Linked DNA regions of Homo sapiens: all the other regions are linked to region 1. Evidence: chromatin contacts called from ENCODE Hi-C or POLR2A ChIA-PET data. All regions are on one chromosome and are shown on one strand. The core of a region is the stretch at or near the end of the contact, and the rest is flanking DNA. Distances in the headings are between cores, read along the strand shown.

The links. Hi-C counts contacts between places; a loop is a spot of excess contacts on that map. ChIA-PET counts read pairs that join two places held with the same protein, here RNA polymerase II (POLR2A). Pooled maps may share reads with other maps.
Region 2: a map with no recorded cell type shows a loop between it and region 1 (2.9-fold over the local background). The contact joins two enhancer-like sites. A Hi-C loop is called at or near these places in 2 of 37 single-sample maps with no recorded cell type and 2 of 50 pooled maps.
Region 3: a loop to region 1 is called in a map with no recorded cell type, with 5 times the contacts of the local background. The contact joins two enhancer-like sites. A Hi-C loop is called at or near these places in 3 of 37 single-sample maps with no recorded cell type and 2 of 50 pooled maps. POLR2A ChIA-PET finds 5 or more read pairs at or near these places in 1 of 52 experiments (GM12878).

Annotation. Positions count from the first base shown.
Region 1 is chr6:22,061,133-22,066,114 of GRCh38, reverse strand. The region is part of intron 8 of CASC15 (cancer susceptibility 15); the gene reads right to left. Among named protein-coding and RNA genes, the nearest start is that of NBAT1, 84 kb to the left of the region's middle. Within about 2 kb of position 2,979, at least 3 of the 41 ENCODE cell types and tissues checked have a DNase peak (open chromatin) inside an H3K27ac peak, as active enhancers do.
Region 2 is chr6:21,185,672-21,190,653 of GRCh38, reverse strand. The region is part of intron 13 of CDKAL1 (CDKAL1 threonylcarbamoyladenosine tRNA methylthiotransferase); the gene reads right to left. Among named protein-coding and RNA genes, the nearest start is that of LINC00581, 320 kb to the left of the region's middle. RefSeq lists an enhancer at 4,118-4,844. Within about 2 kb of position 1,998, at least 4 of the 41 ENCODE cell types and tissues checked have a DNase peak (open chromatin) inside an H3K27ac peak, as active enhancers do.
Region 3 is chr6:22,654,700-22,659,681 of GRCh38, reverse strand. The region is part of intron 2 of LINC03005 (long intergenic non-protein coding RNA 3005); the gene reads left to right. LOC105374973 (a long non-coding RNA gene) reads right to left here. Exons shown (of 5, transcript XR_007059497.1): 3 at 4,650-4,982; 4 at 3,670-3,716; 5 at 1-1,752. Among named protein-coding and RNA genes, the nearest start is that of LINC03005, 61 kb to the left of the region's middle. Within about 2 kb of position 1,946, at least 3 of the 41 ENCODE cell types and tissues checked have a DNase peak (open chromatin) inside an H3K27ac peak, as active enhancers do.

The DNA.
Region 1 (4,982 bases), core at 1,730-4,229:
TCTTCTCAATTTTTGCTTTTGACTTTCCAGACAATTCATGGTGTCAACTATCTACAGTACAGAAAAAGTTTCACACATTTAATATGTGAAACAGCATAAAGCAGATAAAACGCATATGTAAAAATACGAAGCAAAACGTCAGTCTGACATCATAATTTTTTTTTTTTTTGAGATGGAGTTTCACTCTTGTTACCCAGGCTAGAGTGCAACGGCACAATATTGGCTCACTGAAACCTCTGCCTCCCGGGTTCAAGCAGTTCTCCTGCCTCCGCCTCCCAAGTAGCTAGGATTACAGGCGCCCACCACCATACCCACCTAATTTTTATATTTTTAGTAGAGACAGCGTTTCACCATGTTGGTCAGGCTGGTCTCGAACTCCTAACCTCAGGTGATCCACCTGCCTCGGCCTCCCACAGTGCTGAGATTACAGGCATGAGCCACCATGCTGGGCCGTGACATCATAATTTTACATGCCCATATTACTTTCATATTCATATTATTGACTCTCTACTGGTAAAGCTACATTGATGCAGAATATCAAACAGAACAGATTCAGCAATTTTTCCTGTGAAAAGTACATAGCAATGTGACCAGAGTCTTGTCCAGTACCTGGCACATAGAGGCACACAAATATTTGTTGAACTAATTAATCAATCACTAGTCTTTAACACTTTCTGCTAAGACATCATCTAGGAAAAAAAAGAAGAAAAGAAAAGAAAGAAACCTCTTTCCCTTCCTCGTCTTCACAAATATCTCTAGGTAACTTACAAGTATACTCCCAATATGCTATTTCCATGTTTGCCATTTTCTGTATTTAATGTGCAGGTAATACACTTGAATATTAGAAAATTATAACAACAGGCAAAATAAAGCCATTTAATTATTCTCTAATCACACAGCTGTAACAACTTTTAGATTTATATAAATCTCACAAACTGCTTATAATATATCTGCACATACTGAATGCATGAAACACTGATTTGTTAGTTTTTTAAAAAAACAGGGTCTTAGAGAAATCTACACCACTGCTTAATGCCTCACTTGGTATTTTATTGCATATTTCTACTATAATTTATTTGACCACTGTAATATTATTTAGACATTTCTAGCAAAATGTATCAAAAATAAATAAGTTTGCGATCAAGCATTCTTATAGCTAAATTTTTTACACATTTGATCACAGTCTGAGAAAAAATTTGCCTAGAAGCTGAACTGCTGAAACTGTAAGAATATTTTGTGGCTTTTGATTTTACATATCGTGAAATCACCTTTAGAGAGTATACAAAAAATTTCCCCCAAAATGGCAGGTTTTTTTCCTTACCCATAGTAATACTGGTTTTTATCATTATTCTCCAACTGAGTCAGTTTAGTAGTTTAAAAATATGTCTTGTTTTACTTTACATTGCTTAAAGAAAGGGTGATTGTTTCACATATGTAAATGCAAATAATATGTATAACATTTTGAAGTGTCAGCTCAAAGTAGATACTCATAACCAATAGCAGGTATTAGCAGCCTTGAGAGACTGGCCACTTTTTACAAAGCACAATATATATTGAAGTCTTAGTATTAACTGCCTCTGTATTTTTAAAATTAAGATTGCTCAAAACTTTTGTGAAAATTTTCTAAAGCTCAATACATATCAAGATGGTTCGACTTAGGATGAGATATGCATTTTTTTACTAGCCCCTTCACCTTGTCAGCAGATATTTTTAAATGTCTAGATATTGACATTCTCTCTTTATCTCATGGCCCACTTGAGTTTTGCTTTAAATTGGTGCCTGTGTTGATGCATGCACACACATATTTACATATACATATATGTGTGTACACAAACGTCTACTCTACATATGCAAACTCCACCTCCTGGGTTCAAGCGATTCTCCTGCCTTAGCCTCCCGAGTAGCTGGGATTACAGGCGTGTGCCACCACACCCAGCTAATTTTTGTATTTTTAGTAGGGACAGAGTTTCCCCACATTGGCCAGGCTGGTCTCAAACTCCTGACCTCAGGTGATCCGCCTGCCTCAGCCTCCTAAAGTGCTGGGATTACAGGCGTGAGCCACCACGCCCAGCCTTGTGTGGTTTTTTAAAACCACTCCATACATACACATTTGATAGATATTGATAGATATGTATACACACATATGCATACATACAGAGATTCAAGACCTTACATTTTCCCCCTTAGGCTTAGCAAATCAATTAATACTAATGTTTTCTTGTTTACTATTTTATTTCATTTATTTATTTATTTCTGAGACAGGGTCTCGCTCTGTTGCCCAGGCTGGAGTGCAGTGGCGCAACCATGGCTCACTGCAGTTTCGACCTCCCAGGCTTAAGGGATCCTTCCACCTCTGCCTCCAAGTAGCTGGGAGAACAAGGGGACACCACCACACAAGGCAAATTAAAAAATAAAAAATTCTTTTAGAGATGGTGTCTTTTAGAGATGTTGCCCAGGCTGATCTTGAACTCCTGGGCTCAAACAATCTTCCTGCTTCGGCCTCTCAAAGAGCTGGTATTATAGACCTGAGCCACCACACCCGGCCTCTTGTTTACTGTTTTAAAGGAGTAATCCCAGGGGTGTTCTCACTGCAAAACACCACTGAAAGAAAATAAAACACTATTTCTCCTGGATTCTTCTCCTCACCATTAAACAAGTGAGTAAACAGCAAAGAAGCCTACTTCAGAACTACCTGACCTGCTCACCCCACTGAGCTGCCAAGAGCTGCACCCACTGTGTCCCACAAGCATGACAGGCTCGGCTCTGCAGGGAATGGGCACAGCCCCACACAGTCATCGCAACCGACATCTGTGGGCAAGACGCCGAGGTACACCTCAATCACGTGTGCCTGTCACAGAACGCTCGCTCACGCACCTGCTTCAACCGTGTGAGCTCAGCCTGTGGGTTTTCCTTGATTGATGTTGGTGTAACTGCTTCACGCTCTCCGTGGGTGAAGGGAAGTGGGCTCTGCTCAGAGCAGTTTGTGGTGCTTCACACTTCCACTTGACATTACACAAGGAATAGCAAGTTACAGAGGGAGGCACACGCCTGCAGGCTCTCCACACCCTCACTGACGGATGGAGAAGGCATCGAACCTTAAAATAAAACAACAATGAAATAGGGGCTTTGAAAACCAGGAAACAAGCAGGCGAAGGAAGCATCTGTCTCTTTCACTCTGAGCCAACCCCAGATGAGTCACACGCGTGTGCGCGCACACACACACACACCATGCCCACCAGAGGACCACTGATTTCACCACCTCTAGGCCTTCGTAGAGGCTTTTAATGTTTCTTGACTAAGCAAATTTGTTCTTTGCCCAAACTACCACAATATTCATGAAATCATTCAGACCTAGAAAAAAAGAGAAAAAATGACTATTTGAGCAAATTTCACAACTTTCAACAAGGTTCAATCTACCCTAAGAAAAGGTTTCAATAAATTGTGCCCATGTGTATAACTTTTCAACTTTTTAACATTCATTTCTTATTTTCAAAGTAAATATTCAAGTCAGCTAAGTTACAACACCTGATTTTGGATCTTTGGAACCCCACAACTGCCATGCAAGTTCCCAGGCGAATGATCTGAAAAAACTCCACGGTCTTCAATTGCTCCCACACTTGGCTCTCCTTTTTGTTGCCTCTACTCCTCTGCTATGAGATTCGAGGCAATAACTACAATTTTAGAAAAAGTAAGAAAGCCTGATTATAAGAAAAATCAAAGAAAATATCTGCATATGTTAGAAAAGCATATGCAAAAGGAAAAAAATCCAGTTGGATGCCAAAACTTGTGTGGTTTTTAAAATTTTTATTTATTTATTCATTTTTGAGACAGAGCCTCACTCTGTTGCCCAGGCTGGAGGGCAGTGGCACCATCTCAGCTCACTGCAAAGTCCACCTCCTGGGTTCAAGCGATTCTCCCGCCTTAACCTCCCGAGTAGCTGGGATCACAGGTGTGTGCCACCACACCCAGCTAATTTTTGTATTTTTAGTAGGGACAGGGTTTCCCCACATTGGCCAGGCTGGTCTCAAACTCCTGACCTCAGGTGATCTGCCTGCCTCAGCCTCCTAAAGTGCTGGGATTACAGGCGTGAGCCACCGCGCCCAGCCTTGTGTGGTTTTTTAAAACCACTCCATACATCCCATTGGTGGACCCAGAGAAGTTCTAGCAAAAACCTAATTGTTGCTTTCATTTGAACTATGTGAAACTGTCTTTTTTTAACCCTTGAAATACTGACAATTTCAAGGGATTCACCTAAATATTTTCTCAGACTTACACATGCCACAATACTTTTGGTGATTAGGACAAAAGGTTTACAAAGGACAGAGAATCTTCATTCTCTGCATCTTCTCCTTTTCATCCACATTCTTTCCTCTTTTATTATTCACCTCCTTCACTCAAGTGGGCAGGAGCAGATGGAGGAAGGAATGGGAAGGGACCCTGAGCAATCACCTAGAACTGGACCTGGATTTCAGCCCAATTTTAGGTTCCAGAGGTAGTCCTATTCCTCCACTCATAAAAATGTCAAACAAACAAACAAACAAACAAACAAAAACCTAGGGCTCTGAAAACAGTATTTTATCTTCTCACATCTTCCCTTCCAGAGTCTTCTACTCTCATGTTGAGGTTCACTCACTCGGGGTGGGCTTAAGATCACATTTGAAACGTAACTGGTTACCTACAAACCTGGTTGGATTTTTGGACTCCGTAACTGAACTAATCACAAGTCACTTTTTACCTTTAACATCTATTTTCTCCCACTGGTCCCTGAGCTGCCTTAACATTTTCTAGCCACCTTGCCTTCTTCTAGAAAGCATTTTATTGAAAGACACAAGTTTCCCAGTAACTGTCAGAAGTAGAAGAAGAAACTACTACACTGGTATCCTTCACCATTTTGAGACAAGAGTATGCATTTAAGAGAAATATCCACATCTAAAGGAAACCCATCTATGCAGGAAGTATAAAAATAGGGGGAAGAACCTGTA
Region 2 (4,982 bases), core at 749-3,248, 870 kb after region 1:
GGCTCACGCCTGTAATCCCAGAACTTTGGGAGGCCGAGGCGGGTGGATCACCTGAGGTCAGGAGTTCAAGACCAGCTTAGCCAACATGATGAAACTCCATCTCTACAAAAATACAAAAATTAGCCAGGTGCGGTGGCAGATGCCTGTAATCCCAGCTACTCGGGAGGCTGAGGCAGGAGAATCGCTTGAACCTGGGAGGCAGATGGTGCAGTGAGCTGAGATCACGCCATTGCACTCCAGCCTGGGCGACAAGAATGAGACTCCGTCTCAAAAAAAAAAACAAAAAAAACCCCACACATATCAAAAGTTCCTGTAATCATTTACATCATGGTTCTAATAAACTTGAATTTTATCTGTGCTTATCCTACAGAATATTCTGACATGCTATTTCTGCAGCTAAGTTTTGCCTTTTATTGTAGAAAATAAAATACAATTTTTCGACCTGACTGGTTTCTGAATGTATGACTCTGGGAAATGTCAAATGTCTTTCTTTAGCTCCAGTCAAATTAGTTTTTTTTTTTCCCCCCTAAGCTGCCTGGAACATGTTAAATACAAGGCTGTGACCTTCAACTCTGAAATAATATTTCTAGTGTCTGTGCAAAAGCCTGCCCTCACATACACCTTTAGACTAATTACTGCAGTGTAATGTTGCCAGTGAACCGCTGTAATTACACTTGGAGAAAAGTATGGTCTTGTTCTTTCCTAGCTAATGAAAATGATAACCTTTCCATTTTGATTCCTCATTCACAACAGGCAGAGCACGCGATGCTGGGTCTCCTGGGTATACAGTAATTTTCCTGACTGTTTATGCTCACTTCTATTTTCTGGCCCTGCAGAAGCTGGAATTAAAGAACCAGGCATACTTATGCTAAAAACGGTCAACAGTAATAATAGCAATAACATTAAAATTTAATATCATCCTTACTCCACAATGCCATTCTATAATGAAATAGGGCCATGACACAAGAATGTGTGTCAAAAATGATGATAGCATAGAAAACAAGTAATGAGCCTTTAAGTCCATCGTATTCAAAATGCTAGCCATCAATTTGTTGGTCTACTTAAGGGTTCTTAAGAGAAGATGTTGGACAGTTTATTCTCAAAGCGCTAGACTGGTTAACTGATTCTTAAACAATGACAAAAAAAGGCATTCATTAGATTATTTGAAAACATTGTCCTCTGTGGAAAAAAAATTCTTTAGATACACTTATTAATAGATATAAATGTACTCAAAAGGGGAAGAATGTTCCTTTGAAGTGGAGTAGCCATATTTTTAAGTATATATGCTTATCTATTAATTGCCATGAGTATCTTAGTAGCTTTATTTCTTCTTTCTTTGCATTTCAGAAATAACCTAAGTAGAAAGAAAAATTGTAAAACAATTTGGCTTTTCAAAAGTTATTCTTCCCTTCTTTGTGCAGTGATACAAGATACAAAGACCAGGCCCGAGGCAGTTCTACTGAATCAGACCATGAAGTTTCTTCTAACAAGAATCTCCTTGTGCTTTTCTTCACGCTGGTTGGTTTTCTTCTAGCCGTGTCTACCCCAGTAAGAGGAAGACAATCCGAGGTAGTCTCTTCCCAGCTGGGGGCAAAATCCCATTCTTAGTAACAAAGCTATTTTCATCTGCTGATCGAGAGCCAATAGTAAGAGCAAATAGTTACACAGGAAATGCCACACTGATGCCTTCCTGCCTGGCGTCAGGGATCCAAATCTAGTGCTACCTAAACTGCCAGTTCAAAAAGCAGCTGCATTTTAACCACCTGCCTGTACATTCTGAGTATTCTAGAGCATTCAAAGGTATTGCCTATAAAGCTTTTTGTGGAATTAAAAAAAAAAATTGTGGTAAGAACATATAACATGAAATCTACCCTCTCAACAAACCCAAACAAGTTGACCCTCCTATCACAGAGCCGGCACAAAGTACATCAGGTCTGTTTTTCCCCACACTGGGCAAGCTCTGTCATGCCCAGGCAGCCTGGGAAAGTGCTCAATATTGAAAACTGAAGTTCTATGGCCAGATACTGCCAGTAAGATCTATCCATGAGATCTGATTCATGGAAAGGGCCCATGGAGCCAACACTGGATATAAGTGTAGAACTTTTTTATGAAAAGCGCAAACCTAAAAATTGAACAGAATTTCCGTTCACTTCCACCCTCTTGATCTATTCCCACTGGTCTCTCTCAGCCATTACTTGGCAAGTCTAGGCCAGTCTTCTTTGAGAGCAGATTCTCAGAAAGGGACCTACTCATAAAAGTAGGTTGTGCATCTTAAATAGATACAATTTTATTTGTCAGTTGAAAAGATGAAAAAGAAGAAGCCACAAAATACTTGGAGGAAATATAAATTATTAGACATGTAACGTGTTGATGAAACATTTTTAACATAATGCTATGTTGCCATAAATGAGAAGTTTTTAACTACTGATTAAAAAAAGTATATTAAGATTGTCATAAACAAAGTCAAAAAGCAAATAGAAAAAAATTGCAAGTATGACATATATACTAATGACATGTTATAGGTTATATAATATGAAGAGCCTTTACAAAACAGTAAGAAAACAATAAATGTTCCCAACAGAAAAACAAACTGCTAAAAAAGCAATTCAAAACCAAAAATCTAAATTATCTACATACAGCACATATGTGAAAAAAGTTTCACTTAATTTTCAACGAATAAACACTAAAATAAGGAAATGTCCTTTTTTTTCACAAATGGGCAAAAATATGTATGAAACTGGGCTGTGCTTCTGGGAAAAAATTTTTTTCATACATTCCCCATCCCCAAAAGGTACATAAGTGACCAGTGATAACATTTAATAGGTCACTTTCTTGGAAGGTGCTTGTAGAAGTTTTGTTTCACTGACGACACAAAAAGTAAGCCAAATTTAAAAAAAGAGAAAAGCAAAAGCAAAAGCATTGGAGAGAGAGATTGTTTATGTAATCTAGTAATCTGCAGTAACTACTTGCCAACTTCCCTCACACCTTCATTGCTCCAAGTCCTCATTCCAAAAGCATGGGGAGTCAGGCAACTCAGTGAGCTACACCACCAGGCATTACCAATGGTATAAAACTCAGAATAATTCCAAGAAAGATTCAGACATTTGGAAGAAAAAAAGGTGTGGGTGTGGTATGCAGGACGCTTTCTAATTATCTTTATGGCATAAGAAAGCTTCTTTTCAAATACTAAATTATGAGAAAGGATGGATAAGCTCCAGCCTACCCAACTTCTAAATGAGAATTTTTAAAATCATGAATTCAGAGCTGGATTGGATAGAAGAGAGGACTTCAGAGATCATTTAGGACAAACTCTTCATATTACAGATGAGAATACAGGTCCCTTAGAGATTAAGTGACTTGGTCAAGGTCACATACCTCATAATATTTAATCTATAATGTTAAAAATGGATTCTATCCTGCCAGTTGTTTTAGGCAAGTGGTGAATTACCCAATTACTTTAAAACTGCACCATGTATACAGTAGTCCTAGCCATATGTGGCCACTGGGCACTTAAAATGTGGCGAATCTCAATTGAGATGTGTTATCAAACATACACCAGTGCAAAGTACACACCGGATTTCAAAAATTTCACATGAATAAAAGAATGTAAGACATCTCATTAATTTCTATACTGAATACAGGCTGAAATGATAATAGTTTTGATATACTGGAGTAAATAAAATATATTATTCAAACAAATTTCACCTGTTTCTTTTTACTCTGTTAATGCGGCTATCAAAAAATGTGAAGTAACATCTGTGGTTGATACCATATTTTTATTGGAGAGGGCTGCTCTAAAACATTATGATGTTGTTTTTAAAAATTTAACGGAAATCTACCATTTCACTGTTTTAGAAAGGATATTAGTCATTTTTCAAAAAAATTAAAAAAAAAACCTCACCACACTCTTAACTGTGGTAATCATGTAAATGTAATGTTTTAGTTTTAGGAAGGAATGTATACACATGTCTATAAACTGTAAAGGCAGGAATTTTGAATAGCAAAATTGCTCTTTTTGACCATTAAATTATTCTTGCTTCCATTTTTCTGGTTGACCACAGCATCTCTAAAACCTTATGGCATGATCAGCTTGCTCACTGTTTTTAGGGAAAATCAGGCAACCAAGGAGAGGCCATCTACATTTTCCAATCTGTCATTTTCCATTCAGTGTGGCTGCAAAAGCAACCATATAAAAAACAGTGGCATTTGGACTTAAAAGGCAGAAAGTAATCATTATCAAAAAATTCATTTTTTAAAAATAAGCCAAAAATGAACGTCCAAAATAGGAACTGCCTTTGGTAAGATAAATCTTACATTCCCCCCCATTCCCCAAAGAACTCAGCATAGATGTGAGCAATAAATAACACGTGCAGTACACCCCACCATCTTTCAACCATTTGCCAGTCAGGATTGAGGCTGAGGAAGCAGAAAAGATTAAGCAGAAATCAAAGAGAGCCAAGCTCTAATGGTGTCTAATTAGCATAACAAAAGGCACTGCCACAATCTTTCAGCAGTGGGCAATACATCTCATTAAAGAAGACTGAATAACAATTATTCTCTCCTGACCCCCCCTGCCCCACCCCCATACTTCTTGGCTTAGCTCCGGGAGACCCTGAGAGCCCGGCTCCAAGAGCTTCTGCATTATTGGCCAGGCATTCAGGCTGCAGGGGAAAGAGCCCACTTGTATTACTGTGCACCTGCATCTCAATGCTTTATTCTGATTTCCTCTCCTGCTGTGAAAATGTAGCTTCCTCAAGCACATACAAGTCCTGATATGCAGTTTATAGGAATATAATATTGAGAAATGTCAATGATGACCTAAAAAATGAATACTACTTCTTCTAAAACGTCTTTCTTGAAAGAAAATTGATCTAGTATTTATTTCTCTTCACCTATTCTATTTCTCCCTTAGTATTACTTCACTGTCTCAGACTTAATGAAGCCAAATTGAAATTCTAACAAATTTTATTGCAACCAGTAAT
Region 3 (4,982 bases), core at 697-3,196, 590 kb before region 1:
AGTCCATATGTCTTTAACAGTATATTTAATTTCCATCCAAAATGATGGAATCATAGAATTAAAGACCTAGAAATGATATTGGATGCCACCAGATCCCTATACGTCACTTAATAGAAACACAAAGTGAGGTTCTGGAAAATAGGTGAATCAACCTCTCCTGGACTTAGTGTGCTTACAATTTTTCCATATTTTTCTATATCACACAATAAAGTGCTTTGCATAGTGTACATACTTAATAAATATGGATGATTGACTCTCATGGATTCTTCCATAACTGTATACAGCCATATAAACACATGCATATGCATATATGTGTATCAATGTCTAGTCTGTGTGTTTCCAATAATACAGAAAGTTAGAATAACAGCCAGCTTGTCAAAACATAGCAAAAAGGACCACATTTTGGAAAGAATTACAGTATCATTACTGTTGACATGGGTAGAATAGATGAGTGTCCCCTAACTACTGCCTGTCAGGGCCTACTCCCATCTCAGCACTGAGTTTAAATAGTACTCAGCCAGCTGCCTGTGGATTTAGCCAACATTGCATGTCAATGCAAAAGTCTGATTGCCCAGATGGTTATTTCTAGGCCCACGATCAAAAATAGTAACTGAGCATGGCTGTAAGGCATATCACCCTGCACATAGGCTAGTGGTTTCTTGCTTTCTTCATATATCCTTCCTCTGTGCAGAATAGGCATGTTGATGTTAGCTATTTTAACAACTCTCACTAGGAACAAAAAGAGAGAAACAGAAGGATTTGGGCAGCAATCCTCTAAATCTGTGAAAATCTCTGTATTACTCTGCCCCTCATATCTTCAACTGCATTCTTTCTTTCCTCACTGTTATTATTGGATATAGAGTATCCACTCTGTGAACTTCCTTGAGCATGTATTTTCCCCCTTTATGTATCCCCTCTATCATCTCCAGCACAGTAGTTTTGCACTTGAAAAGCAAAATAGAGAAATGTAACAGACACAAAGCAAACAGACAAAACAAAAAAACTTCAAATGCTCTGAGGGAAAAAAATGGAAGAAGTTCCAATTTTAAAGTTTGACTAGCCCTTTGCCTGCCCCAAGGTAAGAAAATGCTAGCGCAATGCGGAAAATCAGATCTGTGATGCAGTGCTTTTGAACAATTCAACTTGTGACAAGAAACAGAACAACCCTCAAAATTTCATCAGAGCAAGTTTGATTAACAATTCTGAATCCCTAAATGGTGAATTAGGAACTCTCTCTGAGGCAAAAAGTGGGGAGGCTGTAAAGATCTGGAATACCATCTTTGCCCTGACATGCCTTGGGTTTATAGGGAGCCACTCCTGGTTACATATTTGGAAAGAGATCACTTCATTGCCTTGGAGGGGAGCCTCTCTTCTTATAAATTACATTAATTCAGACCTTCATCGGTCCTTCCTGGTTCTATTTCAGTAAACAAACATAGGAATAAATTGTTCTGAGCTTGCTTTGTTTATTCTAGTTCTTTCCTCCACCAGCTCCCTTTTCTGATCTTTCTATTCCCCTAGGCAGAGAATCTTTACAGGGGAAAATTGCTCATTTCAATGTTAGCATTTTTTCTTACACTGGAATAACGTGGCTCAGCTACTCTGACCTTGAAGTGCAATCCCCCTCTCCCCCACTATAAGAAATCATCAGGGGCTGTAAGGTGAACAGCACCACGTTTCCATTTCTTTGCAATCCATATTTACATGGTGAAGGTTATGCTGGTTCCAAAGGAAAAAGGACAGCCCATCATCCTAAAAGAATGACAGATAAGGATTAGGGTTAATACTGGCAAACATTTAGAAACTGAAAGAAAGACTGCATTCATGACAGAAATAAAAGGGGCCATTCTTTGGCAAAACATAAAACAGCATCTGTTGAAACAACTCAAGTTCTGAGCTGCTTTGCATGGCATCCTTTGTTGCCCAAGGATGGCAGCTTCTCTCAGGCCTTTGAGGACATGAAATGATGACAGATACGGGTCCTGTGCCAAGAAGCAAGAAAAAAAATCACATTTTGATGTGCAACTACTTGATTCTTAGCCATCTAAAAATACAGAGAGGAAGCTGTCAATTGCATGTAATGAACTGCTCTGGTAGCACTGGGTGATTAATTTCCAGCTTTACCCTGCTCTATCATGTACTGTGGAGAGCACATTACCAGAGCTTTTTGGCTTCAAGGGAAAGATCAACCCCATGTGTGTAATCTACTCCAGGTGTACCAAAGTGGGCTCTTTGCCCTTTTCCTTTGGCTCAGTACTCTATCCCACTGACATTCTGGTGTGATGCATTGGCTTTTTCTTTGTGCAATGTTCATAATAACAAAGTCCAGAAAATTCCCATTTGATTCACATATTTATAGCAACAACTCGTTTTTGTCAGTATTTTTAACATCATACTTTTTAGCTGTAAAATGGGGAAAACAAAAACACAATCTTGGTCATGCTTTAAACCACAGAACTAAATGCTGAGGTCACCTACCACTTGTAGATTATTAACAAAGCTTTTAATACACACAACTGATTGTAGGTATTATTAGAAACAGAGAGGATGAATGTTTTAAACCACCAAGGTCATTCTCATTTGTATAGTGTAAAAAATAGAAAACATCAAATACATACACTCTTCGCTATTTCATATTTATTCCCAAAACATTTCAGATATATCTGATTAAAGGACTGGTAACTTTTCTTTCTCCACATATGAGGTAGCTAATAGATACCAGCCTTGTTGAGGAAAAATGGACTTTGTTTTACTGCAAGTAGATTTTATGACTTTTTCTTTTGATGTCTAAATCATGAAACATGCCAGAGGCACTTTGTTGTCTGTTTATAGTACCTATGTACACTCTTAATGAGTTGCCAATTTTTACTTCCTTTAAGAAACCCTAATGGTAAAACATTTATCTACATATTGAAAAATTCATTTAAGCATGTTCTGTGCTTCCAATGAGGCACCGTCTAATGGTCTTTTTAATTAAATGTTGGTTCCAAGGATTTCTCTGTTGTTTAAGGCTGTAGTTCAGCTTGTTCATCATGGATTGCAGGTTGGGAGACATGAGATTTAATTCAAACCATTATTTTTAAGGGAGGATTTGGCTTAAGTTGTTTTAAAGATAACTCAAAAGCGGTATACGTACTTAACCCTGAGAACTTACTGATGACAATCTTAATTTTAATTTTGTTTTGGCCTCTCTGTTATAATACCAGAGGTGGAAAGACTTACTAAGTAAGAAAATCTTTGCCAACAAGTTGCCTTTATGAAAGAAGTTTATTTTTGTTAATTGACCAGAGGCAGCAGTTGGGTAACAAGTTGCAGCAGCTGATGCACTGCACACCTATAGGTTGGTAGGGTCACGGGATCTCAGTTCTATGACACTATGAGGTGGTGTTACCCAATTTGAGGCTCAGCTATTCTCAAGAATAGTTGAATGTTGTTACTAAAGTGGAAATTATTGGTAGTGGGCGAGGACAATGTTGAGACAATGTTAGGCTGGAGTGAAATTTGTAAAAGAAAGCCACAGAATCGATTCAAACCCAAATCTAGTCTCCGGAGTATGCGGGAAGACATGGGTACCTGCAGCGTAAACTCCATTCTCAAATGCCTTCTTACCTTAATATACTTGGAAGCCTCTATAGCTGCACCTGGGGTTAAAGAAGCAATATTGCCTACCTGAGTGAAGCATGTCCCTTCTCTTCTTTTGTGAGCTTTCTCCATTACTGAAGGGAAAAACAAACAAAAAGTATTACCTACTTTCTTTCCCTTACTGCTAAGAAAGAATCTGGTCTTTGATTAGGCAAATCTGTTTCCCTACTCAAGAAGAAACAATAAAAGTCCTTTGTTGCAGTATCCAGTGGACCCTAAGTTGACTTTGTATCAGGGCCCATTTTTACTAATTAATCACCTGCACTGCAGATCCTTAAAAGTGAAAGTTCTATTAGTTGGTTAAGGATGTCTTTCCTGCCTCCTTCCAGAAGCTATACATAAATGTTCAAGACAATTTTTATTGTCACACTCTCCAAGGATTACAATAGATGGTCACTTTAGGCATGGTTTCCAGAAACTCCCCTTTCTGCATGAGCTAAAATATTAAATGTATAAAAACAATTATGTGGGAAATGCTGTATTTCAATGCTTAGATTTACTCATATTAAAACTAAAAGATCATTGGGTTGGAAAGTGAAGAAAACCATCTTGGTCCTGGGTGAGACTGTGTCAGAACCTGGAACAATCTTCTCAGAGGCTCATCAACAGAATAAAAACATGTAAAACATCTATCTTTTTTGTTTCTTTGTTTCTTTAGCCTACGGGATGACTACTGAAAAGTTCCCCCCAATATGTTCCACTTTATATAAGAAATTGTTTTCAATATAAAAAAGATTTACTGAAACATTAATAACATTTTAGAGAAAAGGAAAAATAAAGAGTAATTATGTAAACAGTAGAGCCAACAAGAGGCAGGAAAGCATCTCTAAAAACCCAGCAAGACCCTTAGGCTAAATTAAATAGTACTAATATTTATTGAATGTTTTGTGCCATGTACTTTACATATTCAATCTCAATTAGCATTCTTAACAATCCTGTGAGGTAGATATTATTATTCTAAATTTTAGAGATAAGGGTCTGGGACTCAAAGAGTATAGGAAACTAACCTCAGCAGTTGTTCAATGGCAGAAGGTGAAATCAAGCTCAAGTCTTCCTAATTCCAGAATTCACATTCTCCTCCCTCTACCGTTTGGGCTCCTGGGCAACAGAACTGAGTAAGCAAATGCTCTGTGCAACTATTCCACAAAATTCTTTTTCTATGACTTGGGATTATTTAAGGGTCAGGTCCCATCAAATATCAATGTGTGGAAAGCCATGGGCAAAGCTAATCTCAGATTCTGTACTTACAAATACTCAAGTTCAGGAGACTAGTATGTTGCAGGGTTAAAACCGGGATCCAGGTTTACCTTCATCTCTAACCCTCTTCTCCCTCAGGATGA